Linked DNA regions of Homo sapiens: region 1 is linked to region 2. A link is a loop called in an ENCODE intact Hi-C map of the cell type or tissue named here. Cell type or tissue: gastrocnemius medialis. All regions are shown on one strand. Links, peaks and the distances in the headings refer to the core of each region. The heading gives the core; the rest is flanking DNA. Region 1 holds the start of FYB1 (FYN binding protein 1). Region 2 overlaps RICTOR (RPTOR independent companion of MTOR complex 2).

Region 1 (16,800 bases), core at 5,141-10,140, 210 kb before region 2:
TCAGCCTGAATACCATTTCTGAGACCTGCTGCACATCTGTGGGTTATTGCAAGGAGAACGGGTAGAGTGGTGCCCAGAGCAGCCCTGACTCACCTTCCTGGTAGCTTATTCATTTCTTTAGTTTCATGTGACTTATATTTCTGGGTAATATGGGCTACTGATGCCAGAAAAGTTTATATTAAATGTTCCTTTTTTGTACAAACATGCAATGTTCATTTTGATCAAAGCTGACTCCTGAAGGAGATTGGTATGCGTGTGTGTGCATGTGTAGTGTGTGTGCATGTTCTGAAACAGGTATCTTTCTGTCTTGCTCTTTCAGCCACTCTTATCTTTGGTTCAGAGAAAGTTCACCATTGTTCATTGTTCTACATTGACCTATTTCTCAAGAGCTCAGAGCTAAGGCAAACAGTTTGATGATATACAATTCATCCGTATCCCTGAAGCTTCTCTTCTGTCTTAAACATGCTTCCAGTCACTTTTTTTTAAGTCTCTTCACTATGTAAAAATGTATTATTACTTCAGTGAGTCAGTCTTACCTAGAAACCCCTTCAAAGGCATCATCCACAAGGCTGAAGTTGGCACTGTGGTCTAATGACTGAAACCCAACTAGACAGGGTGCAGCTGAGAATTGCTGATTCTGTGGGAACTTAGACTTCCCTGTCTCAGTTCTCCCCTCTGTGAAAGAGAAATAGCTCTCTGCACCTCTGTTCACCTCCCAGCCACATAAGAATTTTGAGAAATAATTAGTGTCTGAGCACCTCCTTATTAGCACTCTTTCTCCCATTGTTTGCACTAATCTCCTGGTCTCTCAGCCCACGAAATCCTACCCATTCTTCGAGTAGCATTTCAGGAGCACTCCAATGTGTAATAATTTCTTATGACTGGGCTGTTTATTTCATTCTTGAAATATATTACCCTGCAATAGTCATTGTATTATGAATTTTCCAGAAATATATCATATGTTTTTCCAAATAGCCTTGGGTTTCTTGAGAGAAGAGATTTTTTTCTTATTCAACTTTGCCATAGCACCTAACAGAAAGCTTTGTAACCCAAAAGGTACTCAGTACATTTAGAGAGAAAAGATGGCCAACCATGTATTTCGTACTTGCCATGTGCCAAGCACTGTGCCAGGTGCTTTTGAATGTGTTCCCTAATTGAATTCATGGAATTGAGGATGGAAATGGGGACATGACTTGTCCAAGGTAACACAGAAATCCCAGGGCAACAGCAGCTGAAGCTGGTGGCTACAGCTGTTTTGTTTTTTTTGTTTTTTTTTGTTTTTTTTTTTTTTGCTCTGAGCTGAGTACTTTTTTCTATTCCATCAAACTGCCTCCTGGAATAAATATGTCTTGATTAATAGCTCTTCCTGCTCATTATCTTTATTTCTTCCTCCTTGTTCTAATCAATATTAATATCATGATACAACACTTTAGTATATTTTCCTTTTTAAATAGAAAGATATTTGCACAAGATTATGCTCCATTTTTATTACGGTTGGCCTGGGACAATCAGTCATTCCATTCACTCTACTAATATATATACATGTATGTGTATATATATGTGTGTGTGTGTGTGTGTGTGTGTGTGTGTGTGTATACTGAGACAGGGAAGTCTAAGTTCTCACAGAGTCAGCAATTCTCAGCTGTACCCTGTCCAGTTGGGTTTCAGTCATTAGACCGTGATGCCAGCATCAGCCTTGTGGATAATGCCTTTGAACGGGTGTCTAGGTAAGGCCAATTCACTGAAGTAATAATACATTTTTACACAGTGATAGGACTTTTTAAAAAAGTGACTGTAAGCATGTTTAAGACAGAAGAGAAGCTGCAGGGATGTGGAAGAATATGTATACATATATACACACACACATATACAGAAATATATATACACATATTATACATATATACATATATATATGCTGTGACAAATTACCATGAATTTCATGGCCTAAAGCAACAGAAATTTATTGTCTTATAGTTCTGGAGGTCAGAAGTCTGCAATGAGCCTCTGAGGTGTGGGCAGAGTTGTGCTTCTTCTGGAGGTTCTGGCGGAGGCTCCATTTCTTTGCCTCTTCCAGCTTCCAAAGGCTGCCTGCATTCCTCGGCTCATGGCCTTATTTCAGCTTGAAAGCCAACAATAGCTGATCAAGTCTTTCTCAGCTGCATCACTCTGACACTGGCCTTCCTGCCATCTGCTTCCATGTATAACGATCCTTCTGGTTACTTGGGTCTTCCCAAAATAATCCAGAGTAATCTTCTCATTTTAAGATTCTTAACCTAATTGCTCTCCTGCAAATTCCCCTTTGCTATATAAGGTAGCATATTCACAGTTCCTGGGATATGGAGGTGGACATCTTTTGGAAGATGGGGACGTTATTTTGCCTACCTCACTATAGGAAGAGTTTAGTTATGTTGGAAACAGTATAAAGTAGTTCAGAGATTCCCGATCTTGATTTGCCCATTAGAATCATCTGAGAGCTCTGAAGAGTACAGATGCCCAGGCACCTCACTCAAGTACTGTGATTTAATTGAACCACACGGGCCTGGCTGTCAGCATTTTGTAAAATTACCCTCAGGTTATTCTCTTGTGAAGCCAGCTTTTAGAATCACTGGGTGTATTTAACGAAGTGGATCTGGACTATTATACAGACTGAAGTTTCAGGACCTCTTCTGCCTTTTAGGCAACTCACTTTACCTCTCTAAACCTGATTGCCCTTATCTATAAAATGGGCATAATCATCACCTTAGCAATATTATGAGGATTAAACTAGACAATCTATATAAATTCTCTGCACCTTGCCTGGAATATGTTAATCCCACAATAAAGGTAGCTATTAATCATTATTTGACTTTCATACAGTAAGTCAAATCATATCCCTAAGTTAAGGCAGACATAAATGTCAAAAGTGAATATCAAAGGATGTACCCCCAACTCACCCGCCTTGGTCAGACTTAAAGGAGTTTAGAGTTTCAACTAATTCTGGAAATGGACACAGTTCAGGTGAGTTACTAGTTTCCACTGTCATTTTATTTAAGTCTGGACAATGGCTGATTTCTCCCCTGGTTTCTTCTTTTATAGTCACTCTCTTAACACTGCAGAGAATGACTCTATAGAACAAATTAGCTTCGTATTTCGTGCAAGCAGCTTGTTGTCTGCACTTCTCTACTGGGGAATGGTGGACATCAATCCCATTCCAACAAGCTCAGAGTCCTACTGTGTTTTACATGGATCCTTTAGTAAGGGAGTATCAGCCCCTGTCTTCTAAAAGATTCATCCACTATTCCCTGGGTCCTGAGTCCCAGGCTCCTTTTGATAGCCCCAGTCCCATTCTGGCCAAGAAGGCAGGAGGACATTGAATCAGGACAGACCCCAGTCCTAGGATCGTAGCCATACTCTTCACACAGAGAGATGAGATCTTCTGCCACTGTAAGACAAAGCCTTGTTACTATCTCATTTTATTTCCATGCATTACAAAAAAATTATAGTGGACAAAAGAACCATCCTAATTTTATCGTGAGAGAAAACTGTATTTAGGTAAAAATCCCAAAGGGGTCATCAACTGTAATACTCTAATTGTGTTTTAAAATTTATTAGCTCTCAGAACCAAAAAAGAGGAAAGATTACATCATAAGTCAGAGATCTTGCTTTATTAGCTCTCAGAGTAAGAAAATAAAAAGGAAGGGAAGTTCATATATAAGAAGTATCTTCTACTTTTTTGTCTTGATTTTCTTTTGCTAACCTCTTTCTTTAACCACTGGGGAATTACGGGGAAATACGGTATCAAAAAATGTTGACCCTGGTGATTTGAAATTAAAATCAATGATTCCTAATATTCAATAGTAGTCAAGAAAACTGGAGGCTTATGATTCTACTTCCACTTCCTTCAGTTCTGGAAAGAAACTGACAACACATTACTATAGGTGACAACTTTTCCAAAGTTGGCATGTCCATGGTACAAAATATTTGTGGATATCTTTGTCCCATGAGGGGTAGACACATTTTGGTTTGTTTGTTTTGAGAAATTTTACAAACAGAAGAAACAGAATATATAAGAAACAACAATGTATTCATCACTAAGAACTGGCAAAGATTTTGTCATCTTTGCTTAAAGTCTTTCTAATACGAAAAGAATAAACATTATATATAAAGTTGAAATTCAGTCATAATTGTTCCTCAGGCCTATTTCTTGCCTTTGCTTCCCAAAGACAGTCTCTATCATGATTTCACTGTGTTTCATTTGAGGTTACTTATCTATCTACCAACTAAATGTAGTTCTATTCATCCTGATTTGTATGGCCAGGACCCCAGATCCTAGAAGGTGGAAATAATATTATTGCTCTTGTTAAAAGTTATCCTTTGCCTCTGAGTCTTTCATCTTATTCCAATCTGATCATTGATCTTAGAGAGATGCACTGGGCTTTATATGTGTGTCAAGAATGGAAACAGCATATATGTCTTATCCAAGCCTTCTGTTCCCAGTTCCCAGTTGGCCCTCTCAAGGTGAAAGGTCTTCCCCAGTGAAAAACATTTTGGGTCAATCTTATGGGATTCAAGAAAAACAATTCTATAAAGAGAATCAGGAGGAGAATTTCAAAAGCTCATGACTCAATGAGGCCTGATGAAGGAAAGCTTTATGCGTGTTATTAAGGAGTTGAAATTTTTTCTTCCATGGATTGCAAACCAAAGGCCTACTGGATTCAGGCAGGTGACTTCAATGACGGAAGCCATTATGGCAAACTCTGGAGGCTTTTCAGAGCTCCAGCAAATTGTTGCATCAGAGAATCAGACTTTGCATGGAAAGCTAGAAATTTCCATCATTACATGAATTCACTTTAGTGTTTATATTTTATCATTTTTAAAAATTAAAATCTACAGAAAAGCTTAAACAATAACACAGCACACATCTATATCCCTTTCATCTAGATTTACACCAAATTGTTAATGTGTTGCCACATATGTGTGTATATAAATTATTTCCTAAGCCACTTGAATACAAGTTGTGCAAATGACAATTCATTCTCACAGATCTCAGCATGCACCTCCTAAGAATACGAACATTCTCTAGTTTAACCATAATACTATTGGCATCCCCTATGAAAAATAATAATTTCATAACATTTAATTGCCCATATTGAAATTTCTCCAGTTGTACCAAAATTATCTTATCAACTTTTTTTTTGTGCAAACCAGAATCCAACCAAGAGTTATGTATTACACTTGATTTTTATATCTTTTTGGTATATTTTAATCTGGACAAGTTTCTCCATCATTTTATGCTTTTCCAAACTACTTTTAATGGATTTATATGAACGTATGTGAGTGTGTGTGAATTTATGTGAATGTATGTGTGTTTGCACACACAGAGATGCAACAAAAACAGGTCTGAAGACCAGATTTATGCTGTGAGTTTTATTCTCTGCACCCAGATATAGCCTATCAAAAGTCCCACAGACAAATGTGTAGTCAATATAGCTTTTGCCTCAGCCAATATTAGTGTATTTTCTTATTAGGCATGGAAAGATAAGAGATAGAGAATGCCTTCTTTTATTGACATTTATTGAGGGCCTAAGCACCTGATGCTGCACTAAACTCTAAGAATGATAAATGAAAGTCACTTGGAGGAGGGAGCTAGTTACAATAGCAGTTTGCCTGGCACCACCCTAAACCTACTAAATCTGGAATCTGCACTTTAATCTCCTCTGGTTATTTTTATGAACACTAAAGTTTGAGAACTACTATTCTAAACACACCCATGAAAATAAGAAAGTGAACTCTACCCCTGACAAGATCTAGTAGAATGAAGATGTAGAATGCTATCATACGATGCAATACATACTCTGAAAGGGTCAGAGGAGACTTTGATGGAGGAGGTGAAATTCTAGCTGAATTTGAAAAAGGGTGGATTAACAAAGGGTAAGACAATGTGGAAGAAGACATGAAGTGAGAGAAGCAAAAGCAATGCCACATGCAAGTGAAGAGGTAGTAAGCTCTGATGAAGGAAACGCTTGTATGTACTCTTAAAGAGTTGATTTTTTTTTTTTTTAAAGGTTTGGAAAGCTAGTGAAAGGCTTAAGCAAATATCATCCAGTTAAGCATAGGAAGATCATGTTGACAACCCTGCAAAGAAAGGATTAGAGGCAGAACAATTCTATCGGAAGCCACTGCAGTTAAAGAGGCAGGAAATGATGAAGTTGGTGCACTGAGACTGGAGGGAAAAGGCTGAATTCAAACAACACTTGGGAGACAGGAGCAACAGGACATGCTGGTTACACATGAACATGTAAGTCAGAGAAAGGAGTCTAAAGCCAATCCTCAGCTCGCATTTCAGTCTTGTGTAGATGGTGCCTGTTGGACATTCAGGGGAAAATGTCTCTTATGTGGTTACCTAGCCAGGAGAGCAACAGTAAGACCCTCAGAATTGTGAACCAGGGACCCATGAGAGGCCTGCAGCTGGGGCAAAATGCTGTGACGAAATAAGCCTTGGATCAGACTGTGGGCTTGGTGCACACTTGCATGCTGAGCAAAGGAACTTGTTAACACTATTAAAAAAGTGGAACCAACCACTGGTGAACATTATGGTTTTGTTGAAAGATCCCTGTATGCTTTGCCTACTTCTAGTGCAATGATTTTCTCTCTCCACTCTTTTTTATCAGTTGCCTCCAAAATAAAATGAGTATCTCAGGAGGAGTGTTCAAGACAGTTCATTGGGCATGAAGAGAAATTGTTAGAAATCTTATACTTTAAAAATCTCTTCCTTTATTTTCTATTTTTGTTTGCACTTTATAATGGTTAAAGTATATGCATAACATACTTTATAAGAAAAATTTCGTACAAGATGAATTTAGCAGTTTATTTGAATAAAAAACAATTCATGAATTGGGCAGCATCAGAACCACAAAAGGTTCAGAAAGCTCCACCCCAGCAGCATGGGCAGTGAGTTTTCATAAGTGCACTAAGAAAAAAGACAAAGAAAATATATTTGACTGTTTAGAGCAAAAAGACTAGTTAGAGGTTAGTTGGCAGTATCTGATTGGGAAAGTCTTTACTTAGATGTTAGTTGGCCATTCTAATTGGTAAAGTTTATCTTATTGTTTATATTGGGCTTTGGTTTGCTAACATAAAAACCTAAAACTCTGGAGCCTTCCCAGCCTAATGCTCTGTCAATTAAAATGTTGTAACAGACACATACACACCATACACACATATATACATACATGTATATATATGGGTTCATTAATAAATATTCACATTTTTGCAGTGCTTACTCAAATATATTTTACTGCTAGCTATACAAAACCAAAAATCTTCAGTGACCACTCTTCTGCATGGCAGAAAATCAGGAAGAGACTAAAGGATGCGAAGTGGGGAAGCAGACACTGTTCTCATACCTCTGCTTCTTAAAGATTGCTGACATCTTTTATAAGGTTTTGTCCACTAATAAAACCCCATGTAGCAAAAACCTCTGGAAGGTATTCAAGTCCCTTATAACTTTCCGTAATATAAATGCATTTCTAGAATTTTAGAAGCTTGGAGGTGGAAAAATCTCTGATGTTAACCAAGTAGTTTCCTACTTGGAAGAAAGCAGGAAGAATGAGCAGGTTAGAGGAAAGAGGTTGAAGTTAGAAGGATTTAGGGAGAGGAAAGTAGAGAAAAGCCACTTTTTACACATTAAATAGGAGCCAGTCCTGCAGCTTGCAGATCGTAATGCTTCTCTGATATGTGTACATGAGTGTTGAGTTGAGTAAGGGGAAGTAGCTGTTAAAGTCAAAGAAAATAAGCAGAACCCATTTCTTTTCTTCTCTCCTACACAGTCCATTCTCATCCTAATGTGTTTGGGCACTGAGTGATTTCTGACAACAGACAATGAGCTCTCTAGAGGAATACACACCTTTAATGAACTGTGATCAGGATGTGATTGGCTTAAAGACAGAGCTCTTGACAAGTCAATATATGTTGGCAGGGCAACAACAAGCTTCCAGAAAGGCGTGGACTCCTCAGAGCTTCATCTGCTGCTGTCTGGAGCAGTGGCGAAGCTTGGGAGGCCACTCCCTGGGTGAGCAAGCAGAAGGTGGCAGCCCTCCCCCATCTGTTTTCACAGGACGCTTAATCCCTGTAGTAAGGGAAACCGTCAGGACTGTGCTAAAGGCTGACTGGAGGCCAAATCATTTCACTTTCAAACACATTCATGATTTGTTTTCTGAGTAAGTCACTGGAGGCTTTTATCTGGCACAGCAGAGCTGGCTTGGCCACCAGAACCAGATCACCTTTCCTTGAAAGATGGCTGGAATGGCCATCGGTTTCGTGTTATTTACTCCTTTGAGAATATTAACTTCATCATTTTTTTAATTGTGGAAAAATATAATTGCTAGTAAGTACAACAATAAGTACAGTATTTAATTTAGAGGACAGAGAAGCAAGCACATTGACAAGTGATAGGCATGAACAGGCTGACACCTCAAAGTCATCATTATACTGAGCAGACAGCACAGGATAGGGTTTCTCCACCTGGAGAAGAGGGGAGTGTGGGATGAGATAGGGACAGTAGAAAATTTGGGCTGGGGTATAAAGACAGAAATTCTTATATCTGAAATGGATATTTGATACTGGGAGTAGTGAGTTGAGAATAAGCTGACCTTCTCCATCTCTACTACACCCACCCCCACTCTAATTCTCTTACCTAGGGTTTTATCTCCTTGTATTGCACAACAGAGCTGCACCAGATAGAGAAGTGGAAACCTAGTTTTTACGTCCACAAAGAATGAGCTACTCATTGAGACATTCATCATTTGCTTAGAATTACTCTTGCATGGGGGAATGGAAGCCCTAAACATTTAATAAATATCCAGAAGCACTGAGGTGTTAGCTTGATTCTGTAGCAGATGTTAAGACCAAAAACTTTATTTAAGAAGCATTTGAATGATTTTTTTAAATTTAATTGCTCAGGTTTCCCTGTAATTTATGAAGGCCTTTAGTGAATAGCCACAAAAATAATGAAAACTTCATATTCAAATAATAACTTAATATTACATTACTGGTTTCCTTTAGAAACATAATGCAAGTAATTCTTTTCAACTTCACCTTCTGTCAACACCATCTCAAGGAGGACTATACATAAAGGAAAATATGCTCCTCATATTTTTATATTTTCCTCTAAATGATAGGGGAAAATACTACTACTATACGGTGTCTTAAAAGTCTTACATTAATTCTCCAGTTCAGAAAATTGGTTGCCTGTAGCCAAAGCATGTAGTAAAATAGGTTTGCATGAAAAGCAATGCTTTTGCTTTTATTTTTTTATTTTTTATTTTTAAATTTTATTTTATTTTATTTTAAGTTCCAGGGTACATGTGCAGGATGTGCAGGTGTGTTACATAGGTTAACGTGTGCCATGGTGGTTTGCTGTACTTATCAACCCATCACCTGGGTATTAAGCCTGGCATGCATTAGCTATTTTTCCTGATGCTCTCCCCTCCATTGCCCTCCCCCAACAGGCCTCAGTGTTTGTTGTTCCTCTCCCTCTTTTATTGATTATAAGACACATAACACAGAGTGACAAGGGGAGAATCAAATGTAATTATCAGCATCATCATCTTGTTGTAATCAAATAATATTACTGCACAAATTTTCCTTTGTGAGCAAAGATTTTATAAAAATAGAAAAATGGGTGTTTATTATTATGTAATAATAAGAAAAGCTCAAAATAAGATAAATTTGAGCAAGTATCTATACTTCCGCTTATTTCGGAAACATACCATCATGTTACTAAACTCACCTCATAGCATTTTAGTTGTTTTTATTAAATCTTCAAACCTTTCAGACACTACTAAGCATAGAGACCATTCATAACAAATGAAACTTTCAGTTTTTTAAACTAAAACTTTCTAAATGTGTACATTTCTTTTCTGCCTTTTTGGAAAGCAAACTTTTAAAAATGTATATACTTTTAGGACACAGAGGCTGAGAGATATAAATTGCTGGGCTCACCTTCCCTTTAGTGGGACAAATGCATTAAAAAAGAGCAAGAGTCCCACAAACCAGGAAGCTGCCCTTGGCCTCTAATACATTAATTAATGTTTATAAAGTGCCTTCTGTATGCCTGGCAATGTACTACAAGCTGGAAATCCAGGACAAATAAGCCACAGTTACCGCCAACCCTTAAGGAACTCATGATCTAGTGAGAAACACAGACATATCTCCAACAACTAAGAGAGAGTACAAGACGCCAGAGCTCAGAAGGCCTTACCCAGTCTTGTGGGACAAAGTTCAAAAGGAGATCATATCTACACTGGGTTTTGGAGCATAAGCAGGAGTTAGCCAGGTGAAAAAGGAGAGGGGGCAGTACATTCCATGAAGACAGGGCGTGTTGCTTGCTTTTGGAGGATTATTTCATTTTATTTTATTTTATTTTATTTTACTTTATTTTATTTTATTTTATTTTTGAGACAGAGTCTTGCTCTTGTTGGCCCGGGCTGGAGTGCAATGGTGCAATCTCAGCTCACTGCAACCTCCGCCTCCTTTGTTCCAGCAATTCTCCTGCCTCAGCCTCCTGAGTAGCTGGAATTACAGGTATGCACCACCACCACGCCCAGCTAATTTTTGGATTTTTTAGTAGAAACAGGGTTTCACCATGCTGGCCAAGCTAGTCTCGAACTCCTGACCTCAGGTGACCTACCCTCCTAGGCCTCCCAAAGTGCTGGGATTATAGGCGTGAGCCACCTCACCCAGTGGATTATTTTATTTTGTTTTGGCCATCTGAGAGAGGTTGGCAGAGAGGAGAAGAAAAACAAGTAATCCCAAATTCCAGTTAGGCTTCCTTCATGGCCCAAGATCAACTGTCCCATGTTAGGTAAAGTCTTCCTCAACTCTTCTGCCCCCATGCAGAAGGAATTACATATTCCTGGGTATTTCCAGATGCCTTTATTCATACTTTGAGCTTAATACTCATCACAGTGTGTCATGGTTAGTTATACAGTGTCTATCTCTATAGTGGTTATAATACATGTTTGGTTGCAGCAAAAGAGACACAACATAACACTGATTTTTAAAAGTTAAATGTCTGTCCTCCTGTTCCCTTCTTTATAACCATCTAGCAAAATCCAGTGAAGATGGGGTTGTCTCCTGTGTTGGGGGCCAGGTCCTTCTATCTCCTGGCTCTGTCATGCCTAGAGTATTACCTTAGTCATCACTGGATCAGAAGAGCTCAGGCCCCCACAGCATCCCAGCCAGCTGGGAGGGGAAAGCATGATGGGGCCCTCTTTTAGGACACACCAAGAAGCTACATAGATCCCTTCTGCATAGATCCCATTGACTAAAACTTAACCACATGGCCAAATCTAATGTCAAGAGGGACTAGAAAATGCCTTATCCTGTGTAGCTGTGGGCCAGGTAAAAAGCCAGAGATCTCTTAGGATAGAATAAGCATCCTAAACTTTTGGCAAACTTTTTCTGCAGAGGACTAGATAGTAAATATTTCAGGCCATATACGGTCTCAGCCATGTCATCATCATTGTTGTCATCATCATTGTTACCATCATTGTCTTCTTTTGCTTCTTCTCCCTTTTCTTACAATTCTTAAAAAATGTAAATTCTTAGCCTGAGGTCTGTACAAAACATTCCACAGGCCAGATTTGGCATGCGGGCCATAGTTTGCTGACCCTACTACTCTATAAGAAGGGAAAATCATACGGGGAGGAAAGTGACCATCTCTGGCATAACGTCTGTAAGATTATAAGCCACTGAGTGGAAAATCCTTGTCTTCTCCATCTTTCTAGTCTTGGCCAGTGCTTGACCCACACAGTAAGTGTTTGATGTTTATGAATGAATGAGTAGAAGGAAGGTGGGGGAGGTTAATTTCACAATCACAATTTGTTAAAATCTCATTTAGTCCCAATGGTAGCCTCTGTTTTGGGGGGTTTCTTTTCTTTTCTTGTCTTTTCTTTTCTTTTTTTCTCTTTTCTTTTTTGAGTTTCTTTCTTTCTTTCCTTCTCTTTATTTTTCTTTCTTTCTTTCTTCTTTTTTTTTTTTCCTTCAGACAGGATCTTGCTCTGTTACCCAGGCTGGAGTGCAATGGTGGTGCAATCATAGCTCACTGAAGCCTTGAACTCCTGTGCTCAAGAAATCCTCCCACCTCAGCTTCCCAAATGTCTGGGGCTACAGGCATGCACCATCACACTTGGCTAATTTTTTTTTTATTTTTGTAGAGACAGGGTCTCACCATGTTGTCAAGACTGGTCTTGAACTCCTGGTCTCAAGCAATCCTCCTGCCTCAGCCTTCCAAAGTACCGGGATTACAGGCATGACCCACTACACTCAGCCCCACTGGTGGTCTTTTCACATGGATTATCATCTAAATACTCCATTTCTTCCAGCCTCAAGAATAGTCTAACAGAGAGCCGACAGAGTGAGTCTAGTGGGCTTTCCACACATGAGTGACCACTCTTCAGTTGATATGGTCAAGCACACCACTTTACCTCCTGACCTCAGGTGCAATTAGCTTCCAAATATTCCACATGCTCCAGTGGACCTTTCTAATTGTAAGCATCCCCCTTTGGCCCCCATTGCAGGTGACACTCCTGGGTGTGTGGAAAGATTATGGGTCCAAAGAACTTACAGCTTCTTCCTCTTGAATAAACATGGTGGCAGGCAGGAGAATCTTGTTTTGGTTTTACCCTTTTAAATATCACATGCTTGGTGGGAATGTTAGCAGAAGTATCCAGGCTGAACAGACACTTTTAAGTTCCCCTTTCTCCTCCTTATTACTCAATATCCTGAGGGCATAATAGAACTTTTCTTGTCTAAGTTTGCCTGGTCAGGGGAGGGAGGTGTGGCTCACTCAACCACTGACCGGGACAAAACCCTGCCAGGCATCAGAAAGCTCCGCAGTTCTTGAGTTCCACATGCAGAGCAGATGCGACAGCTAGAAGTGAGTAGGGCCCAGACCCTGGCCCAGGAAGATCCACTAAAGGAGGCCATCCTTCCGCCTTCTTCTGCAGGAGTCAGGTAACAGCTATGCCTAGGTTTCTTCTTTCAAATAAATGTGTAATTTTTTATAGCAGGAAAAAAGCACCACTTCCAAATTCTGGCAGCACAGACTGTGCTAGCTGAATAACTGAAGGAAACGCATGTTCTGTTGGAAAATAGCAAAAGAGATGAACAGGAGACACTAAAACTCAGCCTCATGGTAGCCAAAAGGATGATAAGCAGATAAAAATGTGGCCGGGAACGTGTCTGTCACTTGCTCTTTCGTAACTGGATAAGGCCTCTCATGTGTTCTTGTTGGAACCTCTGGTGCCACTAGCGTTAAATAACGTCTTGCAGTGAAACCAGAAACAAGGTTTTATTGCCAACAGAGCTGGGCACAGATGGTTTATTTCATCCTGGTTCCTAACAAATATGTGTCCATCCTTTTGATGAGAAAGAGTAACTTTCAATTTCCTCCAAACCTGGCAGGAGGTGAGGATTCACATGAGATTTCTACATAGACTAAAGAAAGGGACTATACTGCCATGAATTATGCCTTCTCAGAAGGAATCCTGGCAAACTGGATAAATGATGACAAACAGCTGCAGATCAGCCAAGGAGGCCTTTCAAAGCAACCAGCAACTCCAAATTTTCCTCGGAGCCTTTGGCTGTCTTGTATACATTGCTGATTCTTCTGAAAAATTCACAAGGTCTTTTCCCCCCATTTAACTTGATTTGCAGGGAAGTAATTAATAGAAATGGGCCTCTGACTCTGCCTTCTATTAGCTGTGTGACTTTGGGAGAGCCACTTAACCTCTCTGTGTCTCAGTTTTCTCATCTAAACATGGGGATAATAATAGAACTCATCTCATGGAGTTGTTGAGGGGATAAAACTATATACACTTTTTGAGTACTAATGTAAAATAATAATTAATATTCACCATTTTAAATATTTTTTCATTAAATACAAATAATTCTGCGTGGGAAACAGATGGGCTTATCACCGGAAGGGTGAAGTTGTGGCTGTGATTTTCTGCCCATGCTATGGGAATGCCACCGGAGGTTTTAGGTAGAGTAAAACGTCCCCATGCAATGTGAGATACACACACTTCAAATAGTCCGATACCTTAAGAAATTAATCATAAGTGATAGGTGAGGGGGAGGAGGATAAGGGTGCTCTTTCCAATAAAACCACATGTTTTATGATGTACCATTAAAGGCGATCCTGAATATCAAAGGCGTTATGGTGCACTTAAGGCACCCCGTGGAAAAGTTGACCATCCGTTTCAAAAAGGAAAGGCTAAAAAGGTTTCCATTTCCCTTGAGAAATTATTGTAAAGGTTGAAATCCACACTGCCTGACTGTCATGTCCATTATTTGTTTACTACCATTGGGCTTCAAATTCCCCCCAGCTTCTGCTGGAGTCCAGAGGCTTGGAAGCTCGCAGCAGCTGATTTCTGGTGCAATGCTGCACCTTGCCAAGTTACGGCTGCTTCATAGAGCAATCACACTGACATCTAGTGGTCTAAAGAGTAAGTGCAGGCGGTGGCTTTGAAGCTTTTACCAGCCTCAATGTGCTTTAAAAACCACATTTTCCACCATTTACACAATACGTTAACAAGAGAGAGAGATCAGGGATGTAGAAATGATATTTCATTTGTCTGAGGTGTTACTAGAGGCTGCTCTACAGGAACATTTCTAAAAACAAGAAAGTGAAGAGAGTGAACCGTGGCTCGCTGGCGGGTTTGGGCTGTGGTTCCAGGGGTTGCGGTTAAGACTGTGACTCCAGAATCAAGATCCTGAGCTTGAAGGTGGTCTCTGCCACGCACCAGCTGTGGGCCTTGGGTGAGTTCCTAAATGGTTCCATGACTCAGTTTCTTTATCTGTCAAATGGGGATAACAGTAACGTCTCCATTGACCTGTTTTGAGGTGATCCCTGAAAAGCTCCTAGCACAGCACCTGGCCCAGAAGGCAATCGGGGTTGCCCTCTGTTCTTGTTGTGACTGTTTTTTAAGAGCAAGCTGCTGCAGAAGCTGGCACCCCACAGGTCAGACAGCATAGCGCAGTGGAAAGCTCAGAGGATGAGCAAGGGAGAGACCCAGATTTTAGCCCAACTGTGTGAACCTGGACAGATCCCTTACGCAGTTTCTTTTTTGTAAAATGAAGGACCTTGGTTCGCTAATGTTTAAGGATTTTTTCCTTTCTCAAACGTTGTGTTCTAAACCTTGTACAGGCTTCTAATTGAAATTGTTCTACCTTTAAGGCCCATTTGTCTCCTTTCTTTTTACCAAAGCCCAGGGCCAAGCATGTCCCAGGTGTTTATTATATAGTTGCTGACTGATAAGAAGTGATTGTTGGAATGCTCTCTATTGGTCACTAGGAATAAACCAAGAATGTCTTTGGGCAGGAATGAAAATCCAGTGGGAAGCTCTGGAAGTCAAGGAATATTTCCCCATCAGAAGCTGGTCTGGGGTTTCTCTGATAAATTTGGAAAGCTCAGTGGTTGTCTTGTTTTTCTACCTCTGCTAATCAGCCTCTCTAAACAGATAAGAAACCAGGAAAATCATTTAGCTATATAAATTCAATACATAACCTTGTTAATCACGTTGCTGCAGCCTGCGCCTTGTGAGTTGGTCAGAGCAGTGGATGACTTTGCTTCTAAGTGCAGGTGAAATGCCACCAAATTCACATGCTGCCTGTGACCAATGCCTAACTCAGTCTTTCCAAGCCAGGGATAATCCCAGCTGGGATGTCACCTCTAATATGGCAACAAATGGTGGTGCAGCAAAAAATAATCATGAAACAGTCTTTCTTCCCTTCTTCCTAAACTTCATCCACATAGACTGTTGGATATTTATAGAAATCCAGCACAAACACAGGGAGGGGAACGACACACACTGGGGCCTGTTGCAGGGCAGGGGGAGAGAGAGCATCATGATAAATAGCTAATGCATGTGGGGCCTGATACCTAGGTGATGGGTTGAGAGGTGCAGTAAGCCACCATGGCATGCATTTACCTGTGTAACAAACCTGCACATCCCGCACATGTATCCCAGAAAGAACTTAAAATAAAATTTAAAAACAAATAAACAAAAGAGTGAACAAAGGAGGGAGCTGCGGGTAGAATTTTAACAACATGCATACCACTATTTTTATATTAGAGATTTCTAATATATGCTAATATAAATATATGCAATATTAAAAATCGTATTATACACACACACGAAAAAAGTTTAATTTGGGAGTTTTGTAAGGGCGTGTATTATTTTCCTGTGGTTTCTGTAACAAAGTACCACAAACTAGGCAGCTTACAACAACAGAAATCTATTCTCCCTCAGTTTTGGAGGCCAGAAGTCTAAACTCAAGGTGTCAGTAGAACCATGTTCCCTCTGGAGGCTCTAGGGGAGGATTCGTTTCTGGCCTCTTCCAGCTTCTGGTGGTTCCAGGGATTCCATGGCTTGTGGTTGCATCACTAAAACCTCTACCTCTCTTGTAAAATGGCCCTCTCCTCTTCTGCTGTCTCTTCTTCTCTATCTTATAAGGACACTTGTCATTGGATGTAGTGCTACCTACATAACCCAGAATGATTCCGTTGCATGATCCTTAATTACACCTGCAAAGACCTTTTTTCCAAATAAGGTCACATTCACAGGTTCTGATACATGGGCGTATCTTTTTGGCATATACATGGGCATAATTTATAGACAAGCAACCAACATCTGCATTCCAATCCCATTCACTCGTGCTAAATCAGGGTACCTCCACCAAAAGGTGCCCCAATCCTTGCCACTGAATTTCTGCCACTCTTTTGGTAGTAATTGATCAAGAAAAATGTGAGGATAA
Region 2 (16,800 bases), core at 7,462-12,461:
GGCTGATTCATTTTGGTTTGGGTTAAGAAGGATAACATCTTCATTAGGCAAACATTTGACTCATTGTTGAGTTATCATCACCTGTCAGTTTTTAAATTATGTGCATGCAGTTTGTTGTTGTTGTAATCAGTTTTCTTCCACTTCTATGTTAGATACATTAGAGAGGGAGTTGTCTTGTTTATTGCTATATTTCCAGTACTTAAAACAGTACCTGATCATAATAGCCATTCAGTTAATATTTGTTGAATGAATACACTTAGATATGAGATTTTGCTTTGTAACAAGATTGTGGTTTTAAAAAAATGTCTGCAATCAGTTTGTACCCAGAAAATAGGCAGTATTTAAAAATTTGCAAACCTTTGTAAGGAATCTATCTTTTCAGACTAATCATCGTAACTATTAGTCCTGTTAGATCATTAGATAGCAGTAACTATATTGTCACGAGTTAATCTGTTTGGTGCCTGACAAGCTAATGATAAACTGAAGTAAAATGTTTAGATTATACATTTCCATTAGAAGAGTTTCACACTAGCTTCTATGAACCTCAACCCTGACTTTGCAAACTACCATAGGTCCTAAATTATCTAGAGGGTTGTTATAAAATTTTTATGAACTTCTCAAATATAGTTAAATCATCTTAATGCCATTGACTTGCTTATAATTATTCTCCTATAGTCTTTTCAAACAGATACAATTTATAGTAGTGAAAAGATATTACTAAATACAGTGACCTATTCATGGCCCCTTGTAATTCTTTTTAATATATCCAGTCTCACTCAGTGATGGATCATTCAACTTTCAAAATAACTCCCCAAAATCTCTAAGTATAAAGACATACGCTAAACCAGAAGTCTCTAGCCCCTGAGCCTGGACTGGTACAGGTCTGTGGTTTGCTAGGAACCGGGCTGCACAGCAGGCAGTGAGCAGCAGGGGAGTGAGCGTTACTGCCGGAGCTCCACCTCCTGTTAGATCAGCAGCAGCATTAGATTATTAATAGGAGCACAAACCCTATTGTGAACTGCACATGCGAGGGATCTAGGTTGCGCACTCCTTATGAGAATCTAATGCCTGATGATTTGAGGTGAAACAGTTTCATCCCAAAACCATCCCCACCCCGGGTCCATGGAAAAATTGTTTTCCACAGAACCTGTCCCTGGTGTCCAAAAGGTTGGGGACTGCCACACTAAATCACTTAAGATTGAATTTTATTTACATTAAAAATATTTCATCTGTCATGAAAATCCAATGATTGATCTCAGCATGTAGCAACTTCAAAGCAATTGGAAATAGCTAAGTAGTGTACTTAGTGCTTTGACACCACATTTGTTGTCATAGACAACACCCAGTATAACAGAATGGAGTAAGGTAGGCAGACGCAAGCTAAATTTAAAGCAGGACAGTGCAAACCGTTTCATTTGATGAGGAAAACACTAATTCAAAACAGTTCCTTGCATTGGTGTTAACAGATAAAAGTCTCAAAGGAAGTCATAATGGCTCTTAAACTAAAATATCAAAAACTTGGTAATGTATTTTAAAAATTGTGCTTTTGTTTTTATTTAAAACAAATAGGATGGTGAAGATTTTAATAGTTTATAGCCATCTGAAGAAATTGACACTCTATTCCGGAGGTGGCAAACTACTGCCTATAAGGCCATATCTGGCCCATGGCTTGTTTTTGTGAAGCATATTTTTAAAGCATTTGTTTCATTACTTTAAAGATGTTGCTTCATTGTCTTCTGTTTTGGACAAGAAATCCGTTGTTATCTTTTTTTTTTGCTTTGCTCTATGTAACTTCTTTTTTTTCAATCTGGTTACTTGTAAGATTTTCTCTGTCAGTGGTTTTGAGCAATTTGATTATAATCTGCCTAGGTCTAGTTTTCTTGGCTTGTTTCTGTAAAGCAAGTATTTTTTAAAGCATTTTTTCTTTCATTATTTTAAAGATGTTGCTTTACTGTCTTCTGTTTTGCCCTGTTTTGGATAAGAAATCCGCCGTTATCCTTTTTTGTTTGTTTGTTTTTGTTTTTCTCTATGTAACTTCTTGTTTTTAATCTGGCTACTTTTAAGATTATCTCTATCAGTGGTTTTGAGCAATTTGATTATAATCTGCCTAGGTCTGGTTTTCTTCATGTTTCTTGTGATTGGCGCTTGTTGAGCATTTTATTGGTTTATTGTTTTCATCAAATTTGGAAAGTTTTCATCCATCACTTTTTTCTTTTTTTGCAAATAAGACTTTATTAGGTACTTTCTCTCTCTTATGAGGAGGATTTGGGTCCTTCCAGATGAAGCTCCAAATTGCTAGACAATACACTGTTTCCTTCAGTTGCAGCAAGTTTATCCCACAGTGGGTGCTCAGGAAAGCATCTTGAGGGTGAATGGGTTTCAGGCCATTCATGGTTAAGTTTGTCTGATGCTTTTGTTAGTTAAGATGTTCCTGTGTCATTTCTTGGAAGCAGTTTTGTGTCTCCCTCCAAATAGTCCACCACCTGGCTGCACCCCACCTCCATCTGTCCCCCAGCTACCAGGTAATAGTGAATGGTTCAGAAGGTGCTGCTCTAGGGCAGCCAGGCCTTTAGCTGCAACACAGAACAATGAACAGCAGCAATTTCCAACTCCCTTCATGGGTCTGATGCGAGGTCATTTTGATGACCTTCTAGTTGCACAGGATAGAGCAGTAAGACAGCAGAAACACCGCTGGCAGCACCTGGCAGGGGACAAGAGCCGTATTTGCAATAGGCCTGGGAAGGCTGGGTGGCCTTTAGCCATCATTTCTTCAAGTAATTGCTCTGTTCCCTCAATTCTTTCTTTTCTTTGGGGTTTCCAGTTACACATATGTTAAGCAGCTTAAAATTCCACAGCTCACTGATGAGGTTACGTCCCAATACATGCATTGTTAAGTTGAAAATGTCTTAAGTCAAAAATGCATTTAATGTACCTAATCTACCAAACATCTTAGTTTAGCCTAGCCTACCTTAAACATTCTCAGAACACTTACATTAGCCTATAGTTGGGCAAGACTATCTAACACAAAGCCTATATTATAATAAGATGTATTATATTTCATGTAATATATTGAGTACTATATTGAAAAACAATGGTTTTATGGGTTCTTGAAGTATAGTTGCTACTAAATGTGTATTGCTTTGGCACCATGTAAAGTTGAAAAATTAGGTCTAACCGTTCTAAGTCACAGACCATCTATATATTTTATCTAATTTTTTGGTTTACTCAAACAGGGACAGTATATTTCGTCCCTTTTACTACACTGTAGCCATGCTATCAAACAGCTATCAAGTGAAAGTTGTGATGCTGAGATTTTTCTTAGTCTGTTTCATGCTGCTGTAACACAGTATCTGAGACTGGAGATTTATAAAATACAGAGATTTATTTCTCACAGTTCTGGAGGCAGGGAAGTCTGAGGTCGAGGGGCCTTCATCTAGTAAGTGCCTTCTTGCCATGTCATCCCATGCTGGAAGGTCAAGAGAGCACTGGAGGTGGGGTGAGGGGAGAGATGCTTGTGAGAGCATGAGCACAAGCAAGGTGGGGGTGGTGCATGCAAGAGAGAGCCAAAAGCTTTTATAACAAACTCACTCTCATGCTAACCCATTTCCTCCTTAACAATCCATTCATGGGGGCAGAGCCTTCATAACCTAATCACCTCTTAAAGGTCCCACTTCTCAGCACTTTTGCATTAGTGGTTAAGTTTCCAACACAACTTTGGGGGGAACACATTCAAATAATAGCAAGATTTAAGATTTTGTGGTTGAGTAATTCCAGGCAATGATACAGAGCTGGACCATGGGTACAGGGGAGTAGAGATGTGAAGTTAATTGGATTCGTCACAGACTTTGAAGTCATTTAAATTAACAGATTTGGGGTGGAGGGTAAGACTTTAAACCAAGAGCCAAAGTTGTGAAGTTTTAATACTGCATGTTTTATGTGTTTGAACAGGAAAATACTCATAAAATTGTGTTAAATTGTCTTGTCTTTCCTTCTAGAACCTTCTGATAACTTAAGAGAGATTCTCCAAAATGTGGCCAGATTGCAGGGAGTATCAAATATGAGAAAGCTAGGCCATCTGAATAACTTTACTAAGGTAAGTAACTTGAATTTTTATTATTGTCTAAAATTCTTTGTTCCTTACCACACTTACTAAATGTTTCTTGACCATCATTAAATACAAATTCTTGTGTATTCACTCAGCATTAATGCTTTTCTTTCCTGCTTCTCATGGATTTTGTCCAGTGTATCTTAAAAATGTATTTGTGTAATAGAAGAATTATATCTTTGTTACAGAAAATTTGGTAGGTTCAGAAAAGAATAAAATCACTGAGAAATTTACAGTTCAACCTTTTATTCACATAAGGATGTATTTCTTTTGCCTTCTACTCATTTTACTTGATAATATATGGTACAGGCATACATTGGAGATATTGTGGGTTTGATTCTAAACCAGTGCAATAAAGTGTCGCAATAAAGTCAATGTTGTAATAAAGCAAGTCACGAGTTTTTTGGTTTCCCAGTGAATATAAAAAGTTATGTTTATACTATAGTGTAGTCCATTAAGTGTGCAATAGCATTATGTTTTTAAAAAATGCGTGTACCTTAATTTAAAAATATTGATTAAAAAATACAGTCATCTGAGCCTTCAGCAAATTGTGGGGTTTTTTTTGTTGGTAGAGGAACTTGCCTCAATGTCAGTGGCTGCTGCCTTATCAGAGTAGTGGTTGCTGAAGGTTAAGGTGACTGTAGCGATTTCTTTAAATAAGACAGCAATGAAGTTTGCCGCATTGACTCTTCCTGTCACGAAAGATTTCTCCGTAGCATGCAGTGCTGTTTGATAGCATTTTTTCTTTCAAAATTGGAGTTAGTCCTCTCAAACCCTGCCACTGCTGCATCAACTAAGTTTCTGTAATATTCTGAATTATTTGTTGTCATTTCAACAGTGTTCATAGCATCTTCACCAGGAATAGATTTCATGAAACCCCGTTTTTGCTCTTCCATAAGAGGGAACTCCTTATCCATTAAAGCTTTTTTCATGAGATTGCAACAATTCAGTTGCATCTTCAGGCTCCCCCTCTAATTCTAGTTCTCTTGCTATTTCTTCCACATCTGCAATGACTCCCTCCACTGACACCTTGAACGCCTCAAAGTCATCCATGAGTATTGGAATAAACTTCTTCCAAATTCCTGGTAGTGTTGAGATTTTGATTTCTTCCCATGAATCAGGAATGTTCTTAATGGCATCTGGAACGATAAATCCTTTCCAGAAGGTTTTCAGTTTGCTTTGCCCAGATCCATCAGAGGAATCACTGTCTATGGTGGCTGTAGTGTTGTAAAATGTATTTCATTAAAATAAAACTTGAAAATCAAAATTATTCCCCAATTCCCCGATTCATGGGCTGCAGAATGGATGTTGTGTTAGCAAACATGAAAACAACATTAATCTCCTTGTAACTGTCAACTCTTGGGTGACTAGGTGCATTGTCAATGAGCCGTAACAATTTGAAAGAAATCCTTTTTTTTCCTGAGCAATAGCAAATACTGTTTTCTCAACAGTATGTTTAAAATATGTAGTAAACCATGCTGTAAACAGATGTGCTGTCATCCAGGCCTTGTTCCATTTGTAAAGCACAGACAAAGCAGCTTTAGCATAATTCTTAAGATCTCTAGGATTTTCAGAATAGTAAATGATCATTGGGTTCAATCTAAAGTCACGAGCTGCATTAGCCCCAGACATGAGTCAGCCTGTCTTTTGAAGCTTTGAAGCTAGACATTGACTTCTCTCTAGTTATGAAAGTTCTCGATGGCGTCTTCTTCCAGTTGAAGATTGTTTCATCTGCATTGAAAATCTGTTGTTTAGTGTAGCTACCTTGGTCAGTGATCTTAGCAGTATCTGCTGGATAACTTGTTGCAGCTTCTGTATCGGCACCTACTGCTTTACCTTGCCATTTTATGTTACGGAGATGGGTTCTTTCCTTTAACCTCGTGAACCATTCACACTTTTCTTCTGCAGCTTCCTCACCTCTCAGCCTTCATAACATTTAAGAGAGTTGGGGTCTTGCTTGCTCTGGGTTAGGCTTTAGTTTAAAGGAATGTTGGTAGCCAGTTTAATCTTCTATCTGGACCACTAAAACTTTCTATCAGCAGTAAGGCTGTTCTGCCTTCATATTATTTGTGTGTTCATTGGAGTAGTACTGTTAATTTTCTTCAAGAACTTTTCCTTTGCATTCACAAGTTGGCTACCTGTTTGTCTCAAGAGGCCTCTCTGGACTTTCTTCACTAAGCTCAATCTCTAATTTGTGATTTAAAGTGAGAGATGGTTGACTCTCCCTTTCACTTGAACACTTAGAGGCCATTGTAGTGTTATTAATTTGCCCAATTTTACTGAATATTTTGTCTCAGGAAATAGGCCCAAGGAGAGAGGGAGAGACAAGAACAGCTAGTTGGTGGAGGAATTGGAACACACATTTATTAAGTTCATCGTCCTTTATGGGTCCAGTTCATGGTGCCCCATAACAATGATAATAGTTACATTGAGGATCACTGATCACAGATCACCCTAACAGATAATAATAATGAAAACATTTTTAGTATTGTAAGAATTGCCAAAATGTGACAGACATGCAAAGTGAGCGCATGCTTTTGGAAAAATGGCACCAATGAACTTGCTTGAAGCAGGTTTGCCACAAACCTTCAATGTGTAAAAAACAGAGTATCTGTGAAGCTCAATAAAATGAAGTATGCTTGTAAGTATTCATATGTAACTACATATGTGTGCCATATTTCATAAATATAGCCATAAGCCCAAAGAACTATATTATAACTTTCTCTTTTCCTGATGTTGTATCCCCATTATTTGGATCTAAATTAGAGCCCAAATTGTGGGGGCCCTGGTCCCAAATAAATATTGACTTGATCTCTAGTAGCAGCCCAGAATTCTTGAGTTTGATGAGTGGATTGGTATGTTTCTCAGCCTTGTAATGCTGGACAGCCAATTCATGCAAACACTAAAATGCCTGCTATTTTAGGAGATACCCTAAAATAGAAAACAGAATGGGTCTTTGGGATAACGTTCCCCCCACCTTTTAGTATATTAAATATAAATTGTTTTTAATGAAAGAATCATTTTATGTTTAATCCCTTGCTGCTCAAAATATGATCCACAGTTCATCAGTATTGGTATCGCCTTGAAGCTTGTTTGAAAATGCACTATTTTAGCCCCACCCCAGACCTACTAAATCAGGATCTACAGTTCAATAAAGAGTCTCAAGTAAATGTATGTGTACATTCAAGTTTGAGCAGTACTGTTTTAATCCTTCCAAATATTCTTTGTCAAGTAATTGAACTGTGACTTGGATTTGATTTTTATTTCATAGAAATAGAAGGGGATGAGAATATAGTCACTATGTAATACAATTTTTTATGTAGTATTGTGCAATAAATATAGGTTTTTTTCTATAGCTAGAGAAGCAAGTACATAGGCATTTATTTTTCCGTAGTGAAGTTTTAAAATACTCTGGCTGTTTTTTAATATATAAGAGATGATAAAATGATTTTATATGAGGGATGAGAAAGTTTTTTTTTTTAAAAAACAGCTTTTAAAAACATTGACTAGGTACTGGAGAACGGGCTTTCAAAAGTATGGGCATGTATTTTGTAGTGTGAGTGAATGTAATGAAAATCTTCAAACATCTTTCTTCAACATGGTGGTGAGATAATGTCAAATCTTTAAGACCGCAACATTGTTCCAAGGTTGCAAAATGCATCTTCTAGTTTCATTGTCTTTTATTAAATTTTATAGTTTTATTTCACCAGTCTTCACTCAATTCAAATAAGCCTCACTTGCTTAGTTTTAACTGTTAAAAACAATTATAATAGAGGTCTGTGTCCTGTTTGCAATTATAATTACTGTTATAACCAAGTTTGCACAGCTAGATAATATAGTTCCACATCTCTTGCCAACAGGATTCTGAAAGTTGGGGATGGAGGTAAGAATGGCAGTAATTCCTGTTATTTTACTTTGTTACTAGCATGGGTCTTACAGCAATCTTAAAAATCTAGAATAGTGTTGCGTAATAGAAATATAATGTGAGCCACATGTGTAATTTTAAATTTCCTGGTAGCCATACTAAAAAAGTAAAAAGAAACATGACATTAACTTTAATATTTTTATTAAGCCAGTATATCTAAAACATCATTTGATGTAATTAGTATAAAACATTATTAAATGTTATTTTACTATTTTTTCATACTAAAGTTTTGAAAGCAAGTTTATGGTTTATACTTAACAACAAACTTCAATTAAGACTAACTACATTTCCAGTGCTCATAGTCACTTGCAACTAGTATCTACTAACCACATTGGACAGTGAAGATACACAGCTTTTTGGAACAGGAGTGGCTTAAAAGCCTTCATTTCTAGGAATCTGTTGAACACCTCTGGCCTTCATTTCTAGGAATCTGTTGAACACCTCTTATTCTCCCTTCTCATTCTTCATTTATTTCTGTCTAGGTCCCAGGTTTTCTTGCATTAGGATTAGTTTCCCTTTTTTTCTTTCTTCTTCTCTCTTCAGTTTCCTTGTTTTCTGTTGGTCTAAATTTCCCCCACAGTATTTCACTAAGTTATTCGCTCCACCTCCTCTCTCTTTCTTGATTTGTGCTCCCCCACTCTCTTCTGCCCTTTCTCCTTCTCATCCCTTCTCTACTTCTTCCTTTCGCCCCTTCATCTTCTCACTCTTTTCTTCACCCTTCCTTGTCACCTTTCTCTTCCTCCCTCTTTTCTCAGTTCCCTCTCCCCCCTTCTCTGTTCCCCCTCTCCTTCCTTTTCTCCGTTGTACCACTGTAGAGTATGCAGTGTATCTCTGTAATGAAGGCTCTAAACTTTTTGTACTTTTTGTCTTGTTTGTTTTTTGTTTTACCATATCCTTTTTAAAATGATTTTCATATATCCCTCTGGCCTTGGTGCAAGCTTTGTAGCAGCCCCTTTCTTTGCTATGTTGCCATGATTTTAAAATCCTGATAGCCAAACTTATTAGAATTTGTCTATTCTAAGAGTGAGTACGCCCTGAGTCAGGATCTTAGGGGCTGTCCCATGAATAAAGTCCATGAACTTTGGACTTCATAAAATCTATTTTGGCTGCTTAGTGATGTGCTGGGAAAAGCATGAGCTTTAGATGAAACAGATGGAGACTTGCAGCCCAACTGTGATTAACTGTCAGGGCAATCTTAGGCAGATTTCTTTACTCAGAGGTAATCTTGCTTTCTGTAGAGGCAAGGTCTCAGTCTAGTGCCTGACACATAATATGTGCTCTGTAATAGGTAGTGCCTTGATTCAACCTCATGTTTGGTTTTTGTGTTTTGTGTTTTTTTGTTTTTTGTCACTTCTCTAGTTTTTTAGCTGACTGTAAGATGGTGAGTCTGCTTAATAGTTTGAGTTGTCAGTTGGTAAACTATTACTGTAAATCAGGGTTCTTCAATGCTGGCATTACTAACAAATTGAGCCAGATGATTATTTGTTTTGAGAAGCTGCTGTGTGTATTTTAGGGTGTTCAGCACTGCCCCGGCCTCTACCTACTAGATGCCAGTAGCACCCCCACCCCAAACCAGTTGTGACAAGCAGAAATGTCTCCAGATATTGCCAAATGTTCCCTGGGAGACAAAATTGCCCCCCATTAAGGACCATTTCTGTAAATAAATGTGTGTGTAGATTTTATTATAAAATTTATTCAAATATGCAGCACAGAACACTGAATTTAATTGTACTGTGTCTTGAATTCCATTTGTTAGAGACCTGGGTTTATAAATATTTAGGTAACTAGTATTCCTATAAAACCTGTAAATTCATTCATTTGCTTATTGAGTAAAATTTAGGAATTCTCAGCAATTTCTGAGAATAGCTCTATAGAATAAGAAAATAAGAAAAATAATTATGATGCCAGGACTAGTGGAGTTTGTTTGCTACCCTCTTCTGTGTTTCCATTATTTGATAGATATGCCTACTAAATTTTATCTATTTTATTATTTATTGTGGGTTGCTCTGTTACTAAACTGAGTTTCTCAAACACAAAAAAATACGTAGTATTTATTTTTCCACCCTCATATCCCTCTCTACTCAAAAGCGTGTCACATAATATGTGTTTAATTAATGGTATTATATTAGATTGGGAAGATGATGCATTTTAAATATGAGTTTTTGTTTTTACTGGCATTTGTTTTGTTGTTAAGTATAAGCCTGTTAGGATTAAGTTATCTTAATAGAACAGTGACATTAAAATGTTGTATAGGGTGAACTTCAGCTTCAAAACTAAACTTCCTTTTAAGGTATAAAGAAACGGAGCTAGTGATGTGATCCTTTAACCATGTGAATGTCACACACCCATGCTTGCCTTCTGACATCATCTCACTGGATAAAGTAATGTGTATAACAGACTGCTGATGAGTATAATCTTAGTATTCTATTTTTATAACTGACAACATGCTCATAATCTAAAGACCTGCTTTTTAAAGATGAAAATATTTTAGCTCGTTTATATCTTAAAAGTTCTCTTTTCCTATATTTAATCTCATATATTTATATTAAAAGCTTTAAAAGAATATTTATTTTGTTCTGCTTTTTAAAAACTTTAAGGTATTATAAGCTGAGTAAAAAAAATTAAAATGGTACAGAAGAATATATGATAAAAAGTGAAATTCTTCCCTTTCATACCCTTCCCACCCACCTCCCTGTTCTGACAGAAATACCACTCTCCAGAGGTAACCACTAGAAAGTATCCTTTTCTGGTATAATTATAAATGTGTATGTGTATTTTCTTGGGAATTGTGAGATTTAAATGAGCAAAATAAAATGAAGTGTTTACTATCATGCTCAGTTTATTTGCCATTTATTATACAGTTATACGTAATTTATTTACCATTATTACACAGGGTATGGTAAAGGAATGCATCGTTAGGTGATTTCATCATTTTGTGAACATCATAGAGTGTACTTACACAATCCTTGATGGTGTAGTGTACTACATATCCAGGCTATGTGGTATAGTCTGTTGCTCTTAGGCTATGAACATGTACAGCATATTAGTGTACTGAATACTGTAGGCAGTTTTAACACAATGGTAAGTGTCTAAACATAGAAAAGATACAGTAAAAATATAGTATTATAATCTTATGGGACTACAATTCTACATGTGATCCATCATTGACTGAAAAGTTGTTATGCAGTGCATGACTGTAGATGTATATGCAAAAAGGTATTTTTTAAATGACAGCATGATATGTGTATATAAATGTGTATGTGTGTATATATATCTTTGTATGTAAATGTGTATTGACTTGCAGTTTGCTGCTTTCCACATCCCAATATATCATAGCATGCTTTCCTTTTCTATACATGTCAATCTACTTTTTTTGTAGCTCTGTGTGTGTGTGTTTGTGTCTAAATTGCCATGTAAAAGACTGTGCCATGGAATTCTAGTATGTGAGATAACATTTTTTAAAATTAGGGTTGTTGTTTCTTTTGCTTATTTACAACTATTTAACCTTCAGAGTAATACAAGTAAAATGGGAGTAGCATTTAGAACTACCTAGTTTTAACTAGTCATTACATTTTTTAAAACTTGATCATTTTAATAAACAGACAAATTTTTAATACTTGGAGATAATATACAGTTCTGTTGTAACTTTGACAGGATATAATTGTTTATAGCCCTTTTTGAATATTTTAGTATTTGTGTAAGAAAGTCATGTAGATTTATTATAACAAATAACTGATTCACTGATGATGGACATGGATTTTAATAGTCAAACCAGTGACATTATCAAAATCTTTAACCCGTCTTAAAATAAGATTTGTATAATAGTATTTGTTTTGCTTTTATAAAAATGTTAAGTTTAACGTGTTATACTCATAAAATAATTGTGGACTTAAGATACTGAAAGTTTAACTTGTTTATAAGTAATAAATTCAACAAACTTAATTCATCTTAGCTAAAATATAAAGAAATTTTTTGTGTACATAATTAGGAATATCAAATGTTGGATCCTAATTTCAGACAAGACAACCCAGGGGTTGAGACACTGTCAATTACATGCTGCCACTCTATTTTTCATTCCTGTTTTCTTTCAGGTTGTCTTCATTCTCAGATAAACACTTTCCATGGGACTAAGATAAAATACATCATCCTTAATACTTCTAGTCTTGAAAAGCAGAGAGTAACCCTCTCTTAGCATCTTTGTATATGAACTCTGATGTTATTTGGTCAGGTTTAGCTAGGCGTTGTGACTGATAGCCAATTAAAAAAAATGCATGGATGGCATGGGGAGTGCCAAACCCAATGAAAAGTGTGGTGTCTAATAATTTAGCATTTTATGTGACTGTAAACGCTAATTCTTAACATTTTGTAAAGTCTTTAACAATTTCTAAACATAGTCAATGATTTGTTCTTAATATATAATAACAAGCCTATATAATAGGGTAGTCAGAATTACATTTTAATGACTTACATTAATACAGGAGATAGGATGTCAACAGTAACGGCAAAAATAGTAGTGACGAAACTGCTACCTAATTGTTGAAGATTAATTAGCAACTTGATTATTAGTAGAGGCTTCGCAGGATGTCCATGTTTTAACTCACTCTATGTTCTTCTATTTCTTCTTGTATCTTTCATAGTATATTAGTCCATTCTCATACTGCTGCAAAGAACTGCCCGAGACTGGGTAATTTATAAAGGAAAGATGTTTAATTGACTCACAGTTCCACAGGGCTGGGGACACCTAAGGAAACTTACAATCATGGTGGAAAGGGAAGCAAACATGTCCTTCTTCACATGGCGGCAGGAGAGATAAATGAGTGTTGAGTGAAGGGGGAAGGCAGCTCCTTATAAAACCACTGATAGTTCTCTCAGAGGACTTTTTAAGGGGGAAGGAAGTCCCTTATAAAAGCGGTGATAGTGAGTGAGTTCTCTCAGATCTCATGAGAACTTACTCGCTATCACGAGAACAGCATGGAGGAAATCACCCCCATGATTCAAGTATTTTCACGTGATCCCACCCTTGACACATGGGGATTATTACAATTCAAGGTGAGATTTGGGTGGGAACACAGAGCCAAACCTTATAATTCTGCCCTGGCCCCTCCCAAATCTCATGTCCTCACATTTCAAAACACAAATGTGCCCTTTCAACAGTCCCCCAAAGTCTTAACTCTTTCCAGCATTAACCCAAAAGTCCAAGTCCAAAGTTTCATTGGAGACAAGGCAAGTCCCTTCCGCCTATGAGCCTGTAAAATCAAAAGCAAGTTAGTTACTTCCTAGATACAATGAGGGTACAGGCATTGGGTAAATACACCCATTCCAAAGGGGAGAAATTGGCCAAAACAAAAGAGCTACAGGCCCCATGCAAGTCCAAAACCCAATATGGCAGTCATTAAACCTTCAAGTTCCAAAATGATCTCCCTTGACTCCATGTGTCACATCCAGGTCACACTGATGCAAGAAGTGAGCTCCCACAGCCTTGGGCAGCTCCACCTCTATGGCTTTGCAGGATACAGCACCCCCTCCTGACTGCTTTCATGGGCTGGAATTGAGTGCCTGTGGCTTTTCCAGGCGCCCAGTGCAAGCTGTCGGTGGATCTCCCATTCTGGGGTCTGGAGGATAGTGGCCCTCTTCTCACAGCTCCACTAGGCAGTACCCAGTGGGGACTTTGTGTGGGGGCTCCAACCCCACATTTCCCTTCCACAGTGTCCTAGCAGAAGTTCTCCATGAGAGCTACACCCCTGCAGCAAACTTCTGCCTGGACATGCAAGCATTTTCATACACCGTCTGAAATCTAGATGGAGGTTCCCAAACCTCAATTCTTGACTTCTGTGCACCCACAGGCCCAACACCATGTGTAAATTGCCAAGGCTTGGGGCTTGCACCATCTGAAGCAACAGCCTGAGCTCTGTCTTGGCCCCTTTTAGCCACGGCTGGGATACAGGGCACTAAAGACTACACAAAGCAGCAAGTCCCTGGGCCCTGACCAGGAAACCACTTTTTCCTCCTAGGCCTCTGGGCCTGTGATGGGAGGGGCTGCCATGAAGATCTCTGACATGCCTTGGAGACATTTTTCCCTATTGTCTTGGTGATTAACATTCAGATCCTTGTTACTTATGCAAATTTCTGTGGCCAGCTTGAATTTCTCCTCAGAAAATGGGTTTTTCTTTTCTGTTGCATCATCAGGCTGCAAATTTTCCAAACTTTTATGCTCTGCTTCACTTTTAAACATAAGTTCCAATTCCAGATTGTATCTTTGTGAATATATAAAACTGAATGTTTTAAAGAGCACCCAAGTCACCTCTTGAATGCTTTGCTGCTTAGAAATTTTTTCCACCAGATACCCTAAATCATTTCTCTCAAGTTCAGAGTTCCACAGATTTCTAGTGCAGTGGCAAAATGCTGTCAGTCTCTTTGTTAAAGCATAGCAAGTATCACCTTTATTCCAGTTCCCAACAAGTTCCTCATCTCCATCTCAGACCATCTTAGCCTGGACTTCATTGTCCATATCACTATCAGCAATTTGGTCAAAGCCATTCAACAGGTCTATAGGACGTTCCAAGCTTTCCCACATTTTCCTCTGTCTTCTGAGCCCTCTAACTGTTCCAGCCTCTGCCTGTTACCCAGTTCCAAAGTCACTTCCACATGTCGTGTATCTTTACAGCAGTGCCCCACTCTCTGTGGTAGCAGTTTACTGTGTTAGTCTGTTCTCACAGTGCTATAAAGAACTGCCTGAGATTGGATAATCTATAAAGGAAAGAGGTTTAATTGACTTACAGTTCTGCATGGCTGGGGAGACCTCAGGGAACTTACAATCATGGCGGAAGGGGAATCAAACACATCCTTCTTCACATGGCAGCAGGAGGGAAAATGAGTGCCTAGAAAAGGGGGAAGCCTCTCATAAAACCATCAGATCTCGTGAGAACTCACTGTCAGACGAGATTGGGTGTGTTCAGGGTGATATGGTCATAGATGGAACTCACTTTCACATGAAGAGCATGGTGGAAACTGCTCCCATGATTCAGTTATCTCCACCTGGTCCTGCCCTTGACACGTGGGGATTATTAGAATTCAAGGTGAGATTTTGGTGGGGACACAGAGCCAAACCATATCACATAGAAAAAGAGCTAAACAGTTTAATGTGTACTTTAGGGTTTGGTTATTTAAATTAGGAGATAACTAGTAAGGTAGTCATCACAAGAAGTTTGTATCAAAGTCATTCTTATTCATAATATTTTGAGATTTATATATGAATTCTTAGTGATTAGCAGTGAAAGTATAATATTTCTTTGATAATCCAAAATTTAGAATTCTATTACTATCTTCTTTCCTATTCCCAATATATATGTGAATTTATTTACACATAGAAAGTTTAATCACTGCTCGGGATAATTCTAATTCAAAAGGTTTTTCATTTAAGACTGATTAAAGCCCTCTTCTACAGTCCTGGAAACAACCTGAAGGCATTTAACCATTATTGAATGGTTAAATGGTTAAATTTAACCATTATTGAATTCCATTTACTATGTCTGGAAAATAGGCACTAATTAATAACAAATATATTGTGTTTCTGCCATAATTGTTCTTTTTAGTTATTTATGATTTTCCAGTTTCCAGCTGATTCAGCATCTTTCTCAAAAACTTTTCTTGCATTTGAGATGCATTGACATTAATAATCAGAAAATGACACACCTCTCTAAACACTTTTTAAATGGTGCGTGTTTGTTTTTTAAGATTATAATACCTTTGAATTTTGTTTAACTTTTTCACTAAAACTGCTAACTCTAGGAAATGTTAAGTGATAAATGGTCATATATTTTTCTCGTCTGAGAAGGTAGATAATTTGAAAATTGTGTTCTCTGAATCTATAGTTTTCTACAAGGTTGACTGGCAAGTATGAAAAATATAATGCAGGAAATGAGAGTCAAGTACACACTTAGGGGAAAAACCAACCTTTTAAAGGACAAGACTTTGTATATTTGTAGAATTTTACAACCTTTCATTTTATTAACATTCATTATTACTGTAGCAGAGGAATGGAAATACTCCCTTTTTAAGCAGTTGAGTTGATATGTGTAAATTATAATTTAAGAAAGTAACATTTTTTCCCAGTTTGAAAGCACAATATTTTGTATGTTGATATAAACAAATTCTAACCTTAATTTTTCTATATTATATATATTTGAATATTCCCAAGGATGAAGTAATGATAACACTGTAAGCTGACCATATTTTTCTTTCTTACTCATGTATGGTACCACATAGTGATAATGCTAGTATTCTGAAATATGTGAGAAATCTTTAAAATAATAAATTATTTTAAGGAGTGAAAGTGCAGTTTTTTATATTTTAATTCTTTGAAATGGGCAGTTTTTTTTTAATGGTATATTTTTAGTTAGCAGTTCTGGAGAAAACAATAGTTAAATTTTCTTATTTGTTTTATGTATATATATAGCCAGGGTGCAGTTCTCCAGATTCTTGATGCCACATTTGAGGCTGGAGAAATGAAATAAGATGGTAATGTTCAATTGTTTTTTACTTCCCCTAACCCCCAACCCTGTGTAAATAATTTCAATACAAAATTATAGTAATATTTTTCATAGTGGGCTCTGGCGTCAAACTGGTTTGATCTGATTTCCAGCTTTACCACTTAATTAGGCTTTGTGGCCTTAGGAAGTCATATTAACCTCTCTAAGCCTCAGTTGTTTTCATTTACAGAAGTACTACCAGGGTTGAGAAGATTACCAGTCAATAATTGTTACTTCTGTGT

What was found. Hi-C counts contacts between places; a loop is a spot of excess contacts. Peaks named below come from ENCODE experiments on the same cell type or tissue, not always from the same donor. Only the 100,000 strongest peaks of a DNase experiment are listed, where the experiment ranks them.
Region 1: it touches region 2 in a loop (2.2-fold over the local background); 4 of 110 quality-filtered maps call a loop at or near these places.

Annotation. Positions count from the first base shown.
Region 1 is chr5:39,215,639-39,232,438 of GRCh38, reverse strand. FYB1 (FYN binding protein 1) reads left to right here and starts at 12,876. Exons shown (of 19, transcript NM_001465.6): 1 at 12,876-12,996. RefSeq lists a silencer at 138-432 and an enhancer at 11,299-11,800. In gastrocnemius medialis, for the core only: no CTCF peak of the experiment used is centred there; a DNase peak (open chromatin) is centred at 8,078; H3K27ac peaks cover 1,101 bases.
Region 2 is chr5:39,008,332-39,025,131 of GRCh38, reverse strand. It overlaps RICTOR (RPTOR independent companion of MTOR complex 2), which reads left to right. Exons shown (of 38, transcript NM_152756.5): 3 at 3,996-4,093. It also overlaps the pseudogene AIG1P1. Among named protein-coding and RNA genes, the nearest start is that of RICTOR, 58 kb to the left of the region's middle. RefSeq lists a silencer at 13,061-13,267. In gastrocnemius medialis, for the core only: no CTCF peak of the experiment used is centred there; a DNase peak (open chromatin) is centred at 10,381; H3K27ac peaks cover 3,774 bases.